Regions from separate parts of the Homo sapiens genome. Here region 1 is linked to region 2. Evidence: read pairs that join two places in POLR2A ChIA-PET (ENCODE). Cell type or tissue: HCT116. All regions are shown on one strand. Links, peaks and the distances in the headings refer to the core of each region. The heading gives the core; the rest is flanking DNA. Region 1 overlaps COL26A1 (collagen type XXVI alpha 1 chain). Region 2 overlaps NAT16 (N-acetyltransferase 16 (putative)).

Region 1 (4,379 bases), core at 202-4,201, 270 kb after region 2:
GAGTGTGCACACGAGTGTGAGAGAGCAAATGAGTGTGTGACTGTGTGAGGGTGTGCGTATGTGTTAGTTTGTGAGAGCTTGCAAGTAAGTTTGTGCAAGCGTGTGAAGGTGTGAGAGTGTGTGAGGGCACGTGTGTCCTCACATGGGTATGTGAATGTGTGTGCATGTATGTGAGTGTGTGTTTATTGTGAAAATCGTGTATTTGTACTCATCATCGCATACCAGAGTCACTTGCTGTAAGGAGGGGTGACCTTGGAACTAAGGCTCTGCCACCTCTTTCCAACCCCCCATCCTGCACTGGATTGCCCAGTTGCTCCCAAAAGCTGGGGGCTTTGCTCTCCAGCTCACAGCTGTGGGCACCTCTCCTGGTCATCTCCTACCTCCTGTCCCAGCTGCACACAACCACGCTACCCCCAGATCTCCAGGGGGAAACTGGTTTGCTGGAATGTTTATGAAACACGAGTGCAGGTTTTTGCTTTTTTAAAAAAGAAATGAGCGTAACAGGATTTTTCAGATTCAGAGCTGTACTTCTGAAATCCAGTTCTCCACTCGTGTGTTTTCCTGTCAACAGTGCGTCTCCAAACGTCGCGCCTGCTGCTACCAATTAATTCATGATTGTTTCATTCACCGATTAAGTTGCTCGATGTCAGCAGATTTAAATTTTGTGAAGTTATGTAGTTTTGTCTTCAGGGGGACATTGTGCAAACTTGATCAAGCAGCAGTTATGACAATGCACGTAAAGTGAATAATAAAAGCTGAATGTGTCTCCCTTATGAAATTTGGTCATGCATTTTATATTCGCGATTCTTGGAGTGTGACAAAAAAGCATCCAACTTATGTGTAAGAAAAATTTCGAAACTGTGGGAGTGTGAAACTTTACGATGGGATTCACAGCATTTTGCAAGAATTTTTTTTTTTAATTCCTGCAAGAGTCCCACTACTGTATTCCAAGTTTTTTCTTTTCCTTTTTCTTTTCTTTTTTTTTTTTTTTTCAGAGACAGGGTCTTGCTCTGTTGCCCAGGCTAAGTGCAGTGGTTCGATCATGCTCACTGTAGCCTCAAAACTCCTGGGCTCCAGTGACCCTCCCACCTCAGCCTCCCAAGTAGCTGGGACTACAGGTGTGCACAACTATGCCGGGCTAATTTTTTTATTTTTATTTTTTGTAGAGACAGCATCTTGGTATATTGCCCAGGCTGGTCTCGAACTTCTGACTTCAAGCAATCCTCCTGCCTCGGCCTCCCAAAGTGCTAGGACTACAGGTGTAACCCCTACTCCTGGCCGTGTATGCCAAGTTTTCTTCATTGAAGTGTCTCGCTCTTCTCAGGATGATGACACAGTTTTATAAATCTATGACCGCAATATAGCACAAAGTGGGTGTTCAATAAACCCACTTTGGGTTTATTGTTGGTGAATCAACCAAAAGAAATTATAATTGGGAAAAAGGTCAGAGTAGATGATAGTTGAAAATTTTGCAGGTCCTGCTAATTTCTTTCTTCCTTCCTTTCCTTCCTTCCTTTCTTCTTTTTTTTTTTTTTTGAGACAGAGTTTCACTCTTGTTGCCCAGTCTGGAGTGCAGTGGCGTGATCTCCACTCACCGCAACTCCGCCTCCTGGGTTCAAATGATTCTCCTGCGTCAACCTCCCGAGTAGCTGGGATTGCAGGCATGCGCCACCACACCCAGCTAATTTTTGTATTTTTAGTAGAGATGGGGTTTCTCCATGTTGGGCAGGCTGGTCTTGAACTCCCGACCTCAGGTGATCCGCCCACCTCGGCCTCCCAAAGTGCTGGAATTACACGCGTGAGCCACCGTGCCTGGCCCCTTTTCTTTCTTTATCATCTTGGTCAGTGTTCAGTGTTCAGGACACTTTCCCCTCACAGGTGGCCACACTTGGAGAGTTGTACAATGGCAGAGCTAGAGGGGACTTTATTTTTTATTTTATTTTATTTTGTTTGTTTATTTTTTTTGAGATGGAGTCTCACTCTTTCACACAGGCTGGAGTGCAGTGGCATGATCTCGGCTCACTGCAACCTCCACCTCCCAGGTTCAAGCTATTCTGCCTCAGCCTCCTGAGTAGCTGGGACTACAGGTGCCTGCCATCATGCCTGGCTAATTTTTGTATTTTTAGTAGAGACAGGGTTTCACCATGTTGGCCAGGCTGGTCTCGAACTCCTGACCTCAGATGATTCACCCACCTCGGCCTCCCAAAGTGCTGGGATTACAGGCGTGAGCCACCATGCCTGGCCAGGTACTTTATGTTTACTATTATTTTTTGTTTGTTTAAATTTATGGGTTACAAGTGCAACCGATATATTGCACAGTGGTGAAGTCAGGGCTCTTAGGAAATCCATCACCCACATAATGTACTGTATTAGACTGTTCTTGTGTTGCTATAAAGAAATACCGGAGACTGGGTAATTTATAAAGAAAAGTTTAATTTGGCTCACAGTTCTGCAGGTTTACAAGCATGGTGCCGGCATCTCCTTGGCTTCTGGGGAGGTCTCTGGAAACTTTCATTCACGGCTGAAGGCAAATTGGGATTAAGAGAGTGAGGGGGCCGGGCGCGGTGGCTCACGCCTGTAATCCCAGCACTTTGGGAGGCCGAGGCGGGCGGATCACGAGGTCAGGAGATCGAGACCATCCCGGCTAAAACGGTGAAACCCCGTCTCTGCTAAAAATACAAAAAAATTGGCCGGGCGTGGTGGCGGGCGCCTGTAGTCCCAGCTGCTTGGGAGGCTGAGGCAGGAGAATGGCGTGAACCCGGGAGGCGGAGCTTGCAGTGAGCCGAGATCCCGCCACTGCACTCCAGCCTGGGCGACAGAGCGAGACTCCGTCTCAAAAAAAAAAAAAAAAAAAAAAAGAGAGTGAGGGGGCACCAGGCGCGGTGGCCCATGTCTGTAATCGCAGCGCTTTGGGAGGCCGAGGTGGGCGGATCACGAGGTCAGGAGATCAAGAGCATCCTGGCCAACAAGGTGAAACCCTGTCTCTACTAAAAGTACAAAAATTAGCTGAGAGTGGTGGCATGTGCCTGTAATCCCAGCTACTTGGGAGGCTGAGGCAGGAGAATCGCTTGAATCTGGGAGGCGGAGGTTGCAGTGAGCCGAGATCGCGCCACTGAATTCCAGCCTGATGACAGAGCAAGACTCCGTCTCAAAAAAAAAAAAAAAAAAAAAAAAGACAGTGATGGGGGAGGCGCCACACCATTTTAAATAACCAGATGTCACGTGAACTGAGAGCCAGAACCCACTTATCACCAAGGGGATGGTGCTAGACCATTCATGAGAGGTCTGTCCCCTGATCTAATCACCTCCTACCAGGCTTCACCTAATGCTGGGAATTACATTTCAACCTGAGATCTGGAGTTTGGACAAATATCCAAACCCTATCACATACATTGCATTCATTACCTACCCATCCCTTTCCATGTCTCCATTGTGTACACATTGTTTACCTCCCTCTTAGAGAACATATGGTATTTGTCTTTCTGTGCCTGGGTGGTTCATGTAAGATAACAGCCTCCAGTTCCATCCACGTTTAGATCACAGCTGATACAGAGAGGGATGGCGACTTGTGCAGGGTCACACAGCTGTCACTGCCCAAGGGGTTCACCTTGCCTGCTGCTTAGACACAGCTGATTTATCAAGACAGGGGAATTGCAATAGAGAAAGATGGCCGGGTGCCATGGCTTGCTCCTGTAATCGCAGCACTTTGGAAGGCTGAGGTGGGTGGATCACTTGAGGCCAGGAGTTCGAGAGCAGCCTCACAAACATGGTGAAACCCTGTCTCTACCAAAAATACAAAAATTAGCTGGGCCTGGTGGCACACACCTATAATCTCAGCTACTCCGGAGGCTGAGGCAGGAGAATCGCTTGAACCTGGGAGGCAGAGGTTGCAGTGAGCCCAGATCGCGCCACTGCACTACAGCCTGGGCAACAGAGTGAGACTCTGTCTCAACTAAAAAAAAAAAAAAGAGAGAGAGAGAGAAAGAGTAATTTACACAGAGCCGGCTGTATGGGAGACTGGAGGTTTTTATCACTCAAATCAGTCTCCTGAGCATTCAGGATGGAGTTTTTAAAGACAATTTGGTGGGTAGAGGCTCGGAAGTTGGGGAGTGGTGACTGGTCAGGTTGGAGATGGAATCGTAGGGGGTCGAAGTGAGGTTTTCTTGCTGTCTTCTGTTTCTGGATGGGATCATAGCACTGCTCAAGCCAGATTACAGGTCTGGGTGGTATCAGCTGATCCATCGAGGACAGGGTCTGCGAAATATCTCAAGCACTGATCTTAGGTTTTATAATGGCGATGTTATCTCCAGGAGCAATTTGGGGAGGTTCAGACTCTTGCAGCCATAGGCTGCATGACCCCGTAAACCATAATTTCTAAT
Region 2 (4,379 bases), core at 281-4,280:
CTCTGGATTGCACACTGGGCTGGTGATGGGAAGGAAAACAGGGACAGAAAAATGGGCACTGCGGTGTTAAGCGTCGTAGAGATCCAGCGAGGATGAGGATGAGGGGCTAGAGAGAAGTGGGGAGAGGGCACTGATCTCTGGCACCAGAAGCTTGAGCAGGGGGAGGGGATTGGGGTGTGGAGGGCAATGCAGGACCAGTTTTTAGGGCTTTAGAAAGGGCAGAAGGAAGAAAAGAAACGCGGATTGGGCGGCTGCGCTCGGGAACGAGGCTGGGCATCCCACACACTCCTGAGTTCTTCCACCCACGAGGGGGCAGAAGGGAGAAGCCAGGAAAGGGGGAGTTCACGCCCCGGGTGAGGTGATGGAGAGGGAAGGAAGGACTCTGAAGCCTGTGCGGGGACCAGTTCTTTGGAAAAACAGAGGGTGGATAACAGCAGCTCAAGGCCCCCACCCCCAGCCCCCACCTAATAGTCCGCAAGTTCAGGTCAGGGAGTGGGCAATGGTGTTTGGGGGAGCTAGAGGCAAGATAGTAAGGGCAAAAGGGACAGAGTGGGGGGACCTGCGCCGGTAAGGGCAGGAGGGCAGGAGTCAGAGGGGACTTCCCAGGAGACGCAGCGTCGGAAATGGCAGGAAAGAGGCTGGCTGGGGAAACTGCGGAAGGGGGCGGGTCTTTTTCCCCCTCCCCGCCAGAGGAGAGGCCTCAGATGTCGGCCTCCAGCAGGTACTGTTCAGTATAACCCTTCACCAGCTCCAGTCCCAGCCCGACCTGGCAGAAGTCAGCCAGCTGTGACCACAGCTGGGGCTCCAGGAAGAGCTGGCACATGACGTTGAGGCCAACGAGGCGCGGGGCCTGGCGCTGCAGGTGCCACAGCAGCTGGCTCTGCACCTGCGCGCCGTCGCTACCGAAGGCGTCGATGTTGAGATAGCGCCAAGTGCCGTCCCCTCCGTGCGGGATGGGGAAGGGGCGCGTGCACAGCGTGAGCACGCGCGGGCGCGCGCGGCTGTCCACGCGCCACTCCAGGCCCTTGGCCGCCAGCAGGCGCAGGTTGCTTTCGCTAGGCCGGTAGGGCTGCCAGTCCTGGATGATGGTCCCGCCTGGAAGCACGTCGCGCTGCACGGAGGGTGACAGCAGGAGGCGTGCCACGTCGCCGCCTGCCTCGGACACGGCCTCGGTGGGCAGCGGCGAGAAGGTGCCAGAGGTCCGCAGCGCCGCCAGCCGCGCGCCCAGCCCGGCCAGCAGCGCGGACGCGTTGAATCGGACCAAAAGGATGCCCTGCGGGGGGCACGAGTGAGCGCGGGGAGGGGGGGCGCAGCAGGGCTGGCGAGCCCGGCGCCTCTCGGCAGGCATCTTCACTCCCACGTTCACGCCCACGGGCTCCCACCTGGGTCCCTCTGGAGGAGCGACCGTGAGGGCTCCGGGCCGAGTGGGGTATGGGAAAGCCTGGGTTTCAAGGGTACCAGACAGGGACCAGGGGCACGGGCTCCCAGTACGTGGATCCCCAAGAAGAGGTGGGATCAGTATGGAGTAGCCAGGGAACTGAGGGTACGGGTCCCCGGGTCTCCAGGGACGTGAAAGCCAGGGAGGCCGATCAGTCAGTAGGATTGGGAGGAGCAGAGGGAGGACAAAGGCTCAGAGGAGATGGCTTGGGGCCCTGAACAGAGGCAGGATCCTAGGGGAGGCAGGGTCCCCGAAGTTGGGAAGTAAGGACTAGGGTTTCAGGCTGGGAGTCGGGAGTTTGACTTCCCCTGGGTCAAAGGGTCTGGTAAGGACTGGGAGTCCCAGGGCAAGGCTCATGGGCCGCGCCACTCGGTAAAGCCCAGAGAGAGAGCAAGCCCGTGTTCTGCTGGGGGTGGGGAGGGTCTCCCCATATGCCCCAGCAGAGAGGCCCAGCCATCCGAGCTCCCTGTCCTTCTCACCTGCTTGGTGATTAGGCGGTATTTCTTCAGCTCCCGGGGGCCCAGCTGGTCGTCCCGGGTGAGCCGTGCCACCTTGACCCCCGGGTGCTGTCTCTTGACCAGCTGCGAGCAGAAGCGCTGCAGCAGCCCGGCCACGCCCTTCCCGCGCTCCCAGGGCGCCACGCGCAGCCCCTCCACCAGCACCGTCTCCCCGGCGTCGATCACGTTCACCGACTCCAGCGCGATCTGCGGACCGAGGCCGTTAGCGCGGGGCCCTCCCCGCCTGCGCCCCTGCCAGGGCTGTCGGTTCACTGGGCTCTCCTCTTCCCACACGCTGAGCACTCCGCGTCACCACCCGGGCACCAGGCCAGGCCTGGGGTAGCACGGCACTTGGGCCTCAGATTACAGAGCCGGCAGAACAGTCATTCGCCGGGGCTTCGTCCACCTTTTTATTTTTATTTATTTTAAATTTAGGACAGGGTCTCCTCACCCAGGCTGGAGCGCAGTGGTGCTATCACAGCTCACTGCAGCCTCAAACTCCTGGGCTCAAGCGATCCCCTACACCCCCAAGACTTCCTAGTAGCTGGGACAACAGGCACGCACCCCTACTCTCGGCTTTTTATTTATTTTTATTTTTTGGAGACAGGGGTCTCGCATGTTGCCCAGGCTGGTCTGGAACTCCTAGCCTCAAGTGATCCTCCTGCCTCGGCCTCCCAAAGAGCTGGGGTTACAGGAGTTAGCCGACGCGCCCGGCCCCTTCCACCTCTTGAGATGCTCCAGCTCCGAGTGTGTCAAGTTCCGGACCGCTCACCACGCCCCTTCCTTGGCTCCTCCCCCGGGAGTTTGCCACGCCCCACTTCCTCTTAGCTCCTCCCCCAGCCCAAATCTAAGCTCTTCCTGCTCCCACCCCTAGCCTACCCTCTCTCTCCTGCTCCCCACCTCCTTTGCTTTTACCCCCAGAAATTCCTCCGGTGGATCCTCGAACTTTCAAACGCTCACCTGTCCCTCTGGTTCCTCTGCTTTAGGAGTCCTCCACCCCACCCTCACTGACATAGCCCCTGGATCCGCACTGCACGCCCTGCACTTTGGTCCCAAAGCAGGCTCTATTTCCGCAGCCTCCAGAGGAAGGCTGGGGAGAAGCTCTCATCCTCCTCTTCCTAAGATCCACGCACCCGCAGGTGGCTTCACCCCATGTCACCTGGGCCGTGCCCCCGGGCTCACCACGCCTCCGTTGCGCTTGGCCAGCACCACCGTGCGGTCGGGGTCCCGGAGCCAGCTGTGGTAGCGGCTAGGAAGGTAGTCCAGGCCGCCGTAGATGCCCCCCGAGATGGCCAGCACTTCCTCAAACTCCCGTTCCGTGGCCACCACGAAGTCCAATGGCTCGGCCTCAGCCTCAGGCCCCGATCCCGACCTGGGCTCGGCCTCCACCTCCTGTGGCCGGGTTTCAGAGCTTGGCTCTGCATCTCGGGCAGTCTTCTTTTCCGGCTTAGGGACCTCTGAGGTGGCTGTGCCACAGCTGGCTTCCAGCTTCATGACCCTGCAGAAAAAAAGAGAATTCAGCACCTGGATCAGCCCCTTTGTTTCCACATCTGGGCCCCTGCACACAAACGGTCCTAATGCCCCTTCCTACACAAATAGCCTTTCTTTTTCTTTTCTTTTATTTATTTACTTATTTACTTATTTATTTATTTATTTTTTGAGACGGAGTCTCGTTCTGCCGCCCAGGCTGGAGTGCAGTGGCGCGATCTCGGCTCGCTGCAACCTCTGCCTCCCCGCTTCAAACTATTCTCCTGCCTTCACCTCCTGAGTTGCTGGGACTACAGGTACGTGCCACCATGCCTGGCTAATTTTTGTATTTTTAGTAGAGACGGAGCTTCACCATGTTGTCCAGGCTGATCTTGAATTCCTGACTTCAGGCGATCCTCCTACCTCAGCTTCCCAAAGTGCTGGGATTACAGGTGTGAGCCACCACATTGGCCCCTTTCTTCATTTCTTCTTCTTATTTTTTTTTTAATACAGATAGGGATCTCACTACTTTGCCCAGGCTGGTCTCGAACTCCTGGGTTCGAGATCCTCCTACCTTGGACTCCCAAAGTGCTGGGATTACAGGTGTGAGCCACTCTACCTGGCCCACACCCTTTCTTTTCTGCTGTCCACACAGACCCTGGGAGTGGAGGTCTCCCAGCTCCCTCCCTCTTCCCACCAGCTTTCAGAAATCTCAGCTCTACCCACCCCACTCTTATGGGATGCTCCCTAACAGTCAGAAACTTAGAACCCTGTGAGATCCCCATAGACCAGCCCCAGATCCAGGGACCCAGGCAAAAGAAAAAAGGCACTTGGGGGTAGTTTTAAAAAAAAAAAAGAAGAAGAAGGCTGGACACGGAAACTCATGCCTGTACTCCCAGCACTTTGGGAGGCCAAGGCAGGTGGACTGGTTGAGTCATGGAGTTTAAGAACAGCCTGGGCAATATAGTGAGACTCTG

What was found. Peaks named below come from ENCODE experiments on the same cell type or tissue, not always from the same donor. Only the 100,000 strongest peaks of a DNase experiment are listed, where the experiment ranks them.
Region 1: POLR2A ChIA-PET joins it to region 2 with 5 read pairs; 3 of 35 experiments call an interaction of 5 or more read pairs at or near these places.

The regions. Positions count from the first base shown.
Region 1 is chr7:101,442,897-101,447,275 of GRCh38, forward strand. All of the region lies in intron 2 of COL26A1 (collagen type XXVI alpha 1 chain), which reads left to right. Among named protein-coding and RNA genes, the nearest start is that of COL26A1, 82 kb to the left of the region's middle. In HCT116, for the core only: no CTCF peak of the experiment used is centred there; no DNase peak of the experiment used is centred there.
Region 2 is chr7:101,171,379-101,175,757 of GRCh38, forward strand. NAT16 (N-acetyltransferase 16 (putative)) reads right to left here. Exons shown (of 4, transcript NM_198571.3): 2 at 3,118-3,433; 3 at 1,918-2,142; 4 at 1-1,273. The coding sequence starts at 3,429. The coding sequence ends at 701. Among named protein-coding and RNA genes, the nearest start is that of NAT16, 6.7 kb to the right of the region's middle. RefSeq lists enhancers at 175-789, 790-1,403, 1,404-2,017, 2,668-3,173, 2,817-2,876 and a silencer at 2,156-2,368. In HCT116, for the core only: no CTCF peak of the experiment used is centred there; DNase peaks (open chromatin) are centred at 2,251 and 2,723; H3K4me3 peaks cover 1,797 bases; H3K27ac peaks cover 1,885 bases.